2 separate regions of the Homo sapiens genome follow, and region 1 is linked to region 2. A link is an interaction called in ENCODE POLR2A ChIA-PET data of the cell type or tissue named here. Cell type or tissue: PC-3. All regions are shown on one strand.

Region 1 (5,000 bases), 110 kb before region 2:
TTGGTTTTAAAGGATGAGTGGAAATTTGACAGAAATAATGGAAAAAAGACATTCCAGGCTTTGGAACAGTACAGGAGGACCAGAGAGCCATGGGGAGGAGTAACGTGGTATGAATAGGGATTGAACTTTACTCATCAACCATTGGGGAGCCGCTAGGCCGCAATGTGAACAGCAGATTAGTACTAGTCAGGGAGACTAGTAAGAAGGCTTACTAGTTGAGTCAAATGCTTCTCAGCACAGATGGAGCTCATCCCAGGACTGGAATCAGAAGGAAGGCACTAATAAGGAAAGACACTGAGGAAACAACCTGATTAAATTAAAGTGATAAGGGAGCCACACTGGACAGGCAAATTTGGCCATCCTTCCTCACACTGTACTGTGAAATGGAACATCAGACTGCCTTGCTTCCAGCTGGAGTGTGCACCCTGTGGGCGAGTGCAGGGCTGGTTGGGGTAGCTCAGCAAGAGGCCAGCACGAGGGCAGTAGCCACCTGAGGCGGCAGGGAGGCCACCAAGAGATCGAACAAAAACAGAAATACAAAGTGATCTTTGAAGACAAATTTTGCTGTCTTCCCAAAGATCAAATGGGGGAGCATTTCCTCAACCAAGCTGAGCCATGGTTCATTTGCATAAGGTCCTTCTCTCCCTAGCCTGTTGTACTATCTGAAAGGATAGGGAGTCATGGTTCAGAATTGCTTCATTACAAGGAGCAGATACCCACTTCAGCGTGCTCAAGGAAACCTTGATTTTTCTAAAGCTAGAAAGAAATCTGGAGTCCAGATCACAGACCTCACAAGAGCCAGAATCATGTCAGCTCCCCTCTCCTCATTTCCCAGGGACTGTGCAGCCTCCTGCCTCTGCTTCTCCCTGCACATGGCAGCCATTACTTTTCTGCATATTGTCTATAATTGTTGGCTCTCTGCAAATTGGCTGTCCTTAGTGAGGCCTCTTGCATGGGCTTTGGGTTGCTGCAAGGTGACTGGGTCTTGACTCTACATCCAACTGCAGTGGCAGCGTCTCGTGCATGAGATAGCTCAGAGAAAAACACCAATTGCCTTGGTTTTGGTCAGATGTTCAGCCCTGCTCCAATTAACTGTGGCCAAGGGGCATGGAAGGCCAAGACAAAGTGGGTAGACCAGATGTGTCTACTCACAGGGCAGCCTTCTGGGGGCCTAGAGTATGAACTCTGCAGCCTGTCTCCTTCCAGGGATTAGATCTGTTCTTTTCCATCTTTACTCTGTTGGTTGACATAACCTCTCACTTAAAAGAACCCCCTTCTTTCTGTAACCAACACAATACTTGGAAAGGGATGACCTTTGGATTCGAAAAATTAATTTTCACTCCTGGTTTTATCCCTAGGAGCTGGGTGTCTTTGGGCAACTATATTTCCGAGCCTTCATTTCCTCATCTACAGAGTGTGGAGAATAATCTATACCTCACAGGGAGGTTGTTGGGAGCAATTGTGATAAAATATATAGAGAACTTGTCGTAGTGCTGACACAGAATGTTGCATGACAGGTGCTCATGTCTTCTGGCTTTTATGCCCCACTTCTTCCCCCATTGCTGCAGGGACATACAGAGTCCTGGGGGACATTTCCAAGGGGTGGCCCAGGCTTAGCTGTTCAGAATAAACAGGATGCTGGTCAGCTGTGGCTGCACAAACAGCTTGAAGGCATTGCCAAAGTAGGTTCTTTGTTTTTAATTGTGGTAAAACACATATAACGTAAGATTTACCATCTTAACTATTTTAAGTGTACAGTTTTGTTTTTGTTTTTGTTTTTGTTTTTGTTTTGAGATGGAGTGTTGCTCTGTCACCCAAGCTGGAGTGCAATGGCGCCATCTTGGCTCACTGCAACCTCCTCCTCCTGGGTTCAAGCGATTCTCCTGCCTCAGCCTCCCAAGTAGCTGGGATTACAGGCACATGCCACCATGCCTGGCTAATTTTTGTATTTTTAGTAGAGGAGGGGTTTCACTATGTTGGCCAGGCTGATCTTGAACTCCTGACCTCAAGTGATCTGCCCACCTCGGCCTCCCAAAGTGCTGGGATTTTATTTCTAATTTCCTGAGGAAATGGCCTACTGTTCTCCATAGATCCTGCACCATTTTGCATTCCCACCAGCACTGCACAAGTGTTCCAATTTCTCCACAGCCTTGACAACACTTCTTTTTTTCTTCTTTATTTCATAATAGCCATCTTAATGGGTGTGGGCATAGTAGGTTCTTAGCAACTCTCTGACTTGGATTTTCAGCTCACACTTGCTGCATTAGCTCAGAGTGAGAATTGCTGCAGTGCAGGCCTCGTCCTCAGTGATCAGCAGGAAGGCAGCTCTCCTGTGATGGAAAGCCCACCTCGCAGGAGCCCAGCAGCAGCCTGAAAGAGCCTGGTGGCCTCTTGGCCAGTGGAGCCCAGCTCTGAGGTCCATGTGGCCAGAGTTGTGCTGGGAACCATAGTAGAGCCAAAGACGTGTGGGAAATAGCCTTGGTCCTCTGCAATACCAGGTCTTCCAGTTGGCCACCGTGCCGAGCCTTTTTTTTTTTTTTGAGACAGTGTTTCACTCTTGTCACCCAGGCTGGAGTGCAATGGTGCAATCTTGGCTCACTGCAACCTCCACCTCCCAGGTTCAAGCAATTCTCCTGCCTCAGCCTCCTGAGTAGCTAGGATTACAGGAGCATGCCACAATGCCCGGCTAATTTTTGTATTTTTAGTAGAGAAGGGGTTTTGCCATGTTAGCCAGGCTGGTCTCGATCTCCTGACCTCAGGTGATCCGCCCACCTTGGCCTCCCAAAGTGCTGGGATTACAGGCGTGAGGCACCACGCCCCGCCTTCATTTCGTTTTTAGGAAGTAGGTATTATTGACATCTTCATTTTCCCTATGAGGGAGCTGAGGCAGAGACAGGTCAGGATTTAACTGGATTCCAGATGGTCCATGCGTCTTCACTGAGCTCAGCATGGATGAAGAAACAACTCACAACCTCTGACTACACAACCAACTCACATAAACAGTTCCTCTCTCTCTGAACAGATTGAGTTGTTTAGTGGTTGGAGTCATTAGGATCCAGTCTGAAAAAGGAAGAAAGTGTACCAAGAACAAAAGAACTTAAAAAAAAAGAAAAAGAAAAAAAAACCCATCCCCCCTGGGGTGAGTTTGCAACAGAGCAATGAAAGCCTTTATGACATGCTGTGACTCAGAAGCTCAGAGGTGACATAGCTTAGCAGTGAATCAGTTCCACTGATAGTCAAGTTTGAGCCATTTTATTAGTGGAGACTAGAACCATAACTTCTTGTAATGTAAAGTATTAAAAATCTAATATTTGACTGGCAGGGCGAGGTCCACTTCATTTCACCTCCGTTTGTTAGTTTATGACCTTCATCATCTTTTTCATCTCAATAGTGCAGCTTATAAATTGAAAAAAAAAATTCCTTGCCCTTCTCTCTCTTTCTTTCAATAAATAAAATGTTATGTTTTTGCTTACCCCTCCTAACAGACTGAATTCATTGCTAGGACACTCCCTGTCTCTGTCCCTCCTATGTTTAGCAGCTCCTTCCTCATTCCAAGCATGAATCCATTCAACAAGCATTGATCCAAGCATTGATTGAGAGGGTACTCTGCCAGGCAGTGTGCTTAGCTCTGTGTATAGGGTGGGGAACAAAGCAAGTTTGGCCCTGCCCACATGCAGCTTATAGTCTAGGCTGTAAATGGGGCCAGCGTTCAGTGAATTAAGAGTGTAGGCTGGGTGTGGTGGCTCACACCTGTAATCCCAGCACTTTGGGAGGCCGAGGTGAGCAGATCATTTGAGGTCAGGAGTTCGAGACCAGCCTGGCCAACATGATGAAACCCTGTCTCTGCTAAAAATACAAAAATTAGCCAGGCATGGTGTTGGGCACCTGTAGTCCCAAGCTACTTGGGAGGCTGAGGCAGGAGAATGGCTCGAACCTGGGAGACAGAGGTTGCAGTGAGCCGAGATCGTGCCACTGCACTCCAGCCTGGGTGACAGAGCGACTCTGTCTCAAAAAACAAAAAACAAAAAAACAAAAACTTCTGGAAAGGAGACATTATCATTATTGGCAATTATATTGATGGTGATGGTTTACTGGCTGTTAAGCACTGTGCTACATGCTTCACATGTACTTAGTTATTTAATTTTAACATATTCCTTTATTTTCTTTCTTTCTTTCTTTGTTTCTTTCTTTTTTTTTTTTTGAGATGGAGTCTCGCTCTGTTGCCCAGGCTGGAGTATAGTCACGTGATCTCAGCTCACTGCAACCTCCACCTCCTGGGGTCAAGCGATTCTCCTACCTCAGCCTCCCAAGTAGCTGGGATTTCAGGTGCGCACCATCATGCTTGGCTAATTTTTGTTTTTTTAGCAGAGACTGGGTTTCACCATGTTGGCCAGGCTGGTCTCGAACTCCTGACCTCAGGCGATCTGCCCGCCTTGGCCTCCCAAAGTGCTGGGATTACAAGCGTGAGCCACTGCGCCCGGCCTACTCCTTTATTTTCTCACCAAAAAAGTAAAAATAAAAATAAGAAAGAAGTCCTCACTTGAGAGCTGAACAAACTGAGTCTCGGGTAGAGTGGGTGAAATGCCTCACTCAAGGTCTTACAGCAGGGTCTAGGTGGAGCTGGAACACTAATGCTTACCGCCAAGGCTGTACCACCTGTGCTGTCCCTTATGCAGCCCTGAGTGCTTGGTCTTGGTCGCATCCAAATCTGGCCCATCCTGTGGTCAGGCACGTGAACTCAGCCCACATTGCTGGCAATCTGGGCTCTGCTGCTTACTCTTGGCAGTAACTTCCCTGGACAAAGCCAGCCCTGAGGGCATCTGGTCACACCATGCTGGGGCCTGGGGCATTGGTGCCTTTGAGCTGGACATCTCTGGTCTCAGAGGCCTTGTCTGGGGCCCCAAATTCCCTCTTGTTTGCCCTAGGGTGTTGGACACATTATGATGGCTTCCATGTGTGAAATTGCCTTGCAGGGTACTGACAGTGTAGAAAGCTTTTTC
Region 2 (5,000 bases):
ACTCTGTTCCAGGCTGGGAATATGGAATCACCATTCCTCCTGATCATAAGCCCAAATCCTGGGTTGCAGCAGAGAAAATGTACCACACTCATAGACGGCGAAGGCTGGTCCGAAAACGCAAGAAAGATTTAACACAGACTGCTTCAAGCACCGCAAGGGTAAGAGAAGCAAGGGAAGGGAGCTGGACTGGGGAGCTCTGCCCTCCTGACTACAAAGTCCCAGCTAACTAGCCATTTCTGCAGAAATTATTTGCAAATCCAGAGCCTAACACTCCACTCAAGGGTTCTCAAAGTGAGCCCACCCCAGCCAGCAATATCATCATCACCTGGGAATTTGTTAGAACTGTCCCACCCCAAACCTCCTGATTTAGAAATCCTGGGGGCAGGCCCAGCCATCTGTAGTTCAGCAAACCATCCAGGTGATTCCCAGGCAGGCTAAATGTTGAGAACTGCTACAGAGGTGTTAAATGGAAATGATTTTGGCAGCATAATCTAGTAGTAGTAATAGGTCAGGACTTGGAACAAGATGTGTAAAGATTCAAACCCTGACTTCCCTTTCTTTCTCATCTGCAAAATGGGAATAATATCTATGCCTTTTAATTAGGGTATTGTAAGCTTTAAATGGAATAATAATAAATTAAATAGAACAGTAACACTCAATAATAAGTGGCATGTATAGAAGTGGCTTTCTATAATGCTAGGTACTGAGTATGCATCATCTATGTTCTGTAAGGTTTGGATTTTATGCTCATTTTATAGATAATGCTCACAGAGTTTAAATAGACTTGCTCTGGGCCAAGTGTTTAGTAAGTGACAAAGCTGGTGCTGGAACCCGGGCTAAGTCCAAACAGGAACTCTCTCTATTCCACAGAATGGGTAACTCCGGTAGGCACTATGACATTATTTTTATTAGATGGTGAGCTTCTGGAAGCAAAGATGGAGCCACAGTCATCTTTGTATCCTCCTTGCTAACTCAGAAATATGCTCCCAGTAAATAATCTAGTCAAATAAATGAGCTAATGAATGAATGAGTCTTTTTTTTTTTAATTTAAGTTCCGAGATACATGTGCAGTACATGCAGGTTTGTTACACAGGTAAATGTGTGCCATGGTGGTTTGCTGCACCTATCAACCCGTCGCCTACATATTAAACCCAGCATGCATTAGCTATTTATCCTGATGCGCTCCCTCCACCCGCCGGCCCCAGTGTGTGTTGTTCCCCTCCCTGTGTCCAAGTGTTCTCATTGTTCAGCTCCCACCTGTAAGTGAGAACATGCGGTGTTTGGTTTTCTGTTCCTCTGTTAGGTTGCTGAGGATAATGGCTTCCAGCTCCATCCATGTCCCTGCAAAGGACATGATCTCGTTCCTTTTTATGGCTGCATAGTATTCCATGGTGTAGATATACCACATTTTCTTCATCCAGTCTATCATTGATGGACATTTGGGCTGATTCCATGTCTTTGCTATTGTGAAGAGTGCTGCAATGAAAATATGCATGCATGTATCTTTATAATAGAATGGTTTATATTCCTCTGGGTATATACCCAGTAATGGGATTGCTGGGTCAAATGGCATTTCTGGTTCTAGGTCTTTGAAGAATCGCCACACTGTCTTCCACAATGGTGGAACTAATTTACACTCCCACCAACAGTGTAAAAGCTTTCCTATTTCTCCACAGCCTCACCATCATCTGTTGTTTCTTGACCTTTTAATAATCTCTATTCTGACTAGTGTGAGATGGTATCTCATTGTGGTTTTGATTTGCATTTCTCTAGTGATCCGTGATGTTGAGCTTTTTTTCATGTTTTTTGGCCACATAAATGTCTTCTTTTGAAGATTTATCTGTTCATGTCCTTTGCCCACTTTTTAATGTGGTTGTTTTTTCCTTGTAAATTTGCTTAAATTGCTTGTAGATTCTGGATATTAGACCTTTGTCAGATGGATAGATTGCAAAAATTTTCTTCCATTCTGTAGGTTATCTGTTCACTCTGATGATAGTTTCTTTTGCTGTGTAGAAGCTCTTTAGTTTAATGAATGTCTCTCTATTGTTTAATTATCCCCGTCTGACAGGGTGAGAAGTTTCTGAAGGTGCTTGAACGCTCTTCTTCCACACGAGGGCACCAAGTTGAAGCGGGAAGAACACTGAGCCATCAGTTAGAAGGCTCAGGATATGGTCCAGTTCTAACGAGTATTTCTGAGGCTTTGATCATGTTTCCTAACCTGCCTTACTCTTGGCTATGTGAAATTTTTCACTGCTACTATTTATGTTACTAGAGGGTCAGGTACAAGATTATGCTTAACCTGCATTTTACATTTATTTAAAGTGAAAAAATAGACCCAACAATAATTACCCACATGGAGCTCTCACTTCTCAGGTCTTGAATATTATTCCACATTGTTTTACGTTTATTAAATCCAGTCATATTTTTAAGATTTTAAATCAAACTTCTGCCATGAAAATGTCAGCTGCATGAAAGCAAAGACCCTATCTCTTCTTCACTGTGTCCTCAGCCCCTAACACGATCCCTGTCACACAGTGGGCACTCATATTTGTCGAATGAAGAGAATATAACATTGAAAACTGATACCACTGGTAAATCAATAGTTCTTAAGCTAAAAAGTACCACACGAATTTGTTATTAGTTATTACAGAAATAACATATTCTGATCACTTAATTATCAGTTATGGCAGCTATTAGCTCAGGCAAGACATTTAAACCTGGGAGGGGGCATTTAATTTTTTTCCTACATATGTAAAATGGAGATACTAATGTTTTACAAACTATATCACAATAGCAACATTTTTATGAAATAATGAAGTGAGGAAACAGAAAGCAATTTGAGAAAGAATCCACTTGCTTCACCCACCCCCAAATCTGAATGAGGTGCACCTCCTGAGGGTATGTCCACGACTGTGCTGTCATTGCCTGGTTATCTCTCTGCACTCCTGCAGTCCATCAGCTCTGCAAGGCAGAGGTCCTGTCTGTTTTTTTCTTTTCTGTATTCCTGACTCTAGCTCAGTACTTGGCACAGAGTAGATTTTGAATACTGTGTATCTGTTGATTGATCATATAACCTGTTTTATCAAAATAAGGAATATCATCATCATCATCGTCATCATTAACATGTTTACTTCTGTTTTAGGCCATGGAGGAATTGCAAGACCAAGAGGGCTGGGAATATGCTTCTCTAATTGGCTGGAAATTTCACTGGAAACAACGTAGTTCAGATACCTTCCGCCGCAGACGCTGGAGGAGAAAAATGGCTCCTTCAGAAACACATGGTGCAGCTGCCATCTTTAAACTTGAAGGTGCCCTTGTAAGTACTAGGTTGCCAGAGCGCAGATCATATTGGTGTAGAGAAAATATATGAGTGTTGGATACAGCACTGCCAACTCCATAGAGGTCCCTGTAACCCTGGTACTATAAGATGGCAAATATTAACAGGTTGAGGGAAAGCCACACATCCTGGGTGCTCAATACCTCGTGTAGAACGAATAGACCATTAACACAGGAGTGTTCTAAGAAATACTGCTGTCTACACACCTGCTTTACCTAGTGTTTTCCAAATATATCTGTTCCAGGACCCTTGTTTCAGGTGACACCTATTCACATCCCAGGCACAAGTTCTTTGAATCACATCTTGGAAACTGCAACTGTTCAACAAAATATTCATATGTATATTCATAAATATACAGATGTCGGGGGAGGAAATCAGAAGTCTAGCTCACAAAATTAGAGAGCAATACGGAAGAACATACTGAAGCACAGTAAAGAAGTCGGGGGAAAAAGCAGGCAGGTGGAAGGAAGGAATAGGAGAATGGCAGTGGGTGATCTAAAACAATAGGGTGGTCAGGAGCCATTTCCCAACAGCCTATGTTTGTATTTCTGCACTCTGACCCCACAGTATTCTGCTGCTGCTGCTCTTTCTCTTCCTTATCCCATCCTTTTACTCCCTGTTTATCCTCTACATTTTTCCTTTTTTTCCCTTTCTTTCAGTAGCAGGGTTTGGCAAACCTGGACTGGAGGTAGGAGGGCTGGCTCCCACTTCCTGCTCGGCTGCTTTCCAGCTAAGCGACTTCAGGGAAGTCACTTGCTATCCTGGGACTTATTCATCTTTAAAAATGGGGTGTTTGCACGATAACATCTTTAAAAAGCTAGAATTCCATTTGTTATTCTTGCCTCTTGGTTGGTTGATTTGCTTTTAGGCAGTGTTTATTGACTTCTCTGCTAATTGACTCTGTTAATTGACTTCAGGGGGCAGACACTACCGAAGATGGGGATGAGAAGAGCCTGGAGAAACAGAAGCACAGTGCCACCACTGTGTTCGGAGCAAACACCCCCATTGTTTCCTGCAATTTTGACAGTGAGTTTTGTTTTATTTTTGATTTATTTTATTTTATTTTATTTTTTCAAGACTGAGTCTGGCCCTATCACCCAGGCTGGAGTGCAGTGGTACGATCTTGGCTCGCTGCAACCTCCCAGGTTCAAGCAATTCTCCTGCCTCAGCCTCCTGAGTAGCTGGGACTACAGGCGCACGTCACCATGCCTGGCTAATTTTTTGTATTTTTGCATTTCCTCCATGTTAGCCAGGCTGGTCTCGACCTCCTGACCTCAGGTGATCCACCCGCCTTGGCCTACCAAAGTGCTGGGATTATAGGCGTGAGCCACCACACCCAGCCAGCAGTGAATTTTAAACATGACTTTGTGAATTCCACTTCTGTAACTCTTATCTTAAGGAAACTCTTCAAATCACTGAATATGATTTTTAAAATCTCTTCATGCAAACGTGACTTTCATTTTCATCCTTGATGAAAGGAGTTTTTAAAACTACAGTTGAAAACCATATCACATATAAGGTGAAGGGTGGTCAGATCACTGATATTAACAGTCTATCTCATATGTGCTCATTCTGTCTAGTAAGCCCCCAAAATTAAAATTTTAACTATAGGAAAAAAGGCACCAAAATTTAAATAATGGTTGATTTCAATAATAATTTTCAG

What was found. Peaks named below come from ENCODE experiments on the same cell type or tissue, not always from the same donor. Only the 100,000 strongest peaks of a DNase experiment are listed, where the experiment ranks them.
Region 1: POLR2A ChIA-PET joins it to region 2 with 14 read pairs; 9 of 35 experiments call an interaction of 5 or more read pairs at or near these places.

The regions. Positions count from the first base shown.
Region 1 is chr10:93,469,430-93,474,429 of GRCh38, reverse strand. The region is part of intron 1 of MYOF (myoferlin); the gene reads left to right. Among named protein-coding and RNA genes, the nearest start is that of MYOF, 10 kb to the left of the region's middle. RefSeq lists an enhancer at 4,267-5,000. In PC-3, no CTCF peak of the experiment used is centred here; a DNase peak (open chromatin) is centred at 3,029; H3K4me3 peaks cover 387 bases; H3K27ac peaks cover 5,000 bases.
Region 2 is chr10:93,354,991-93,359,990 of GRCh38, reverse strand. It overlaps MYOF (myoferlin), which reads left to right. Exons shown (of 54, transcript NM_013451.4): 29 at 13-158; 30 at 3,143-3,316; 31 at 4,255-4,363. Among named protein-coding and RNA genes, the nearest start is that of MYOF, 120 kb to the left of the region's middle. In PC-3, a CTCF peak has its summit at 2,100 (motif pointing right); no DNase peak of the experiment used is centred here.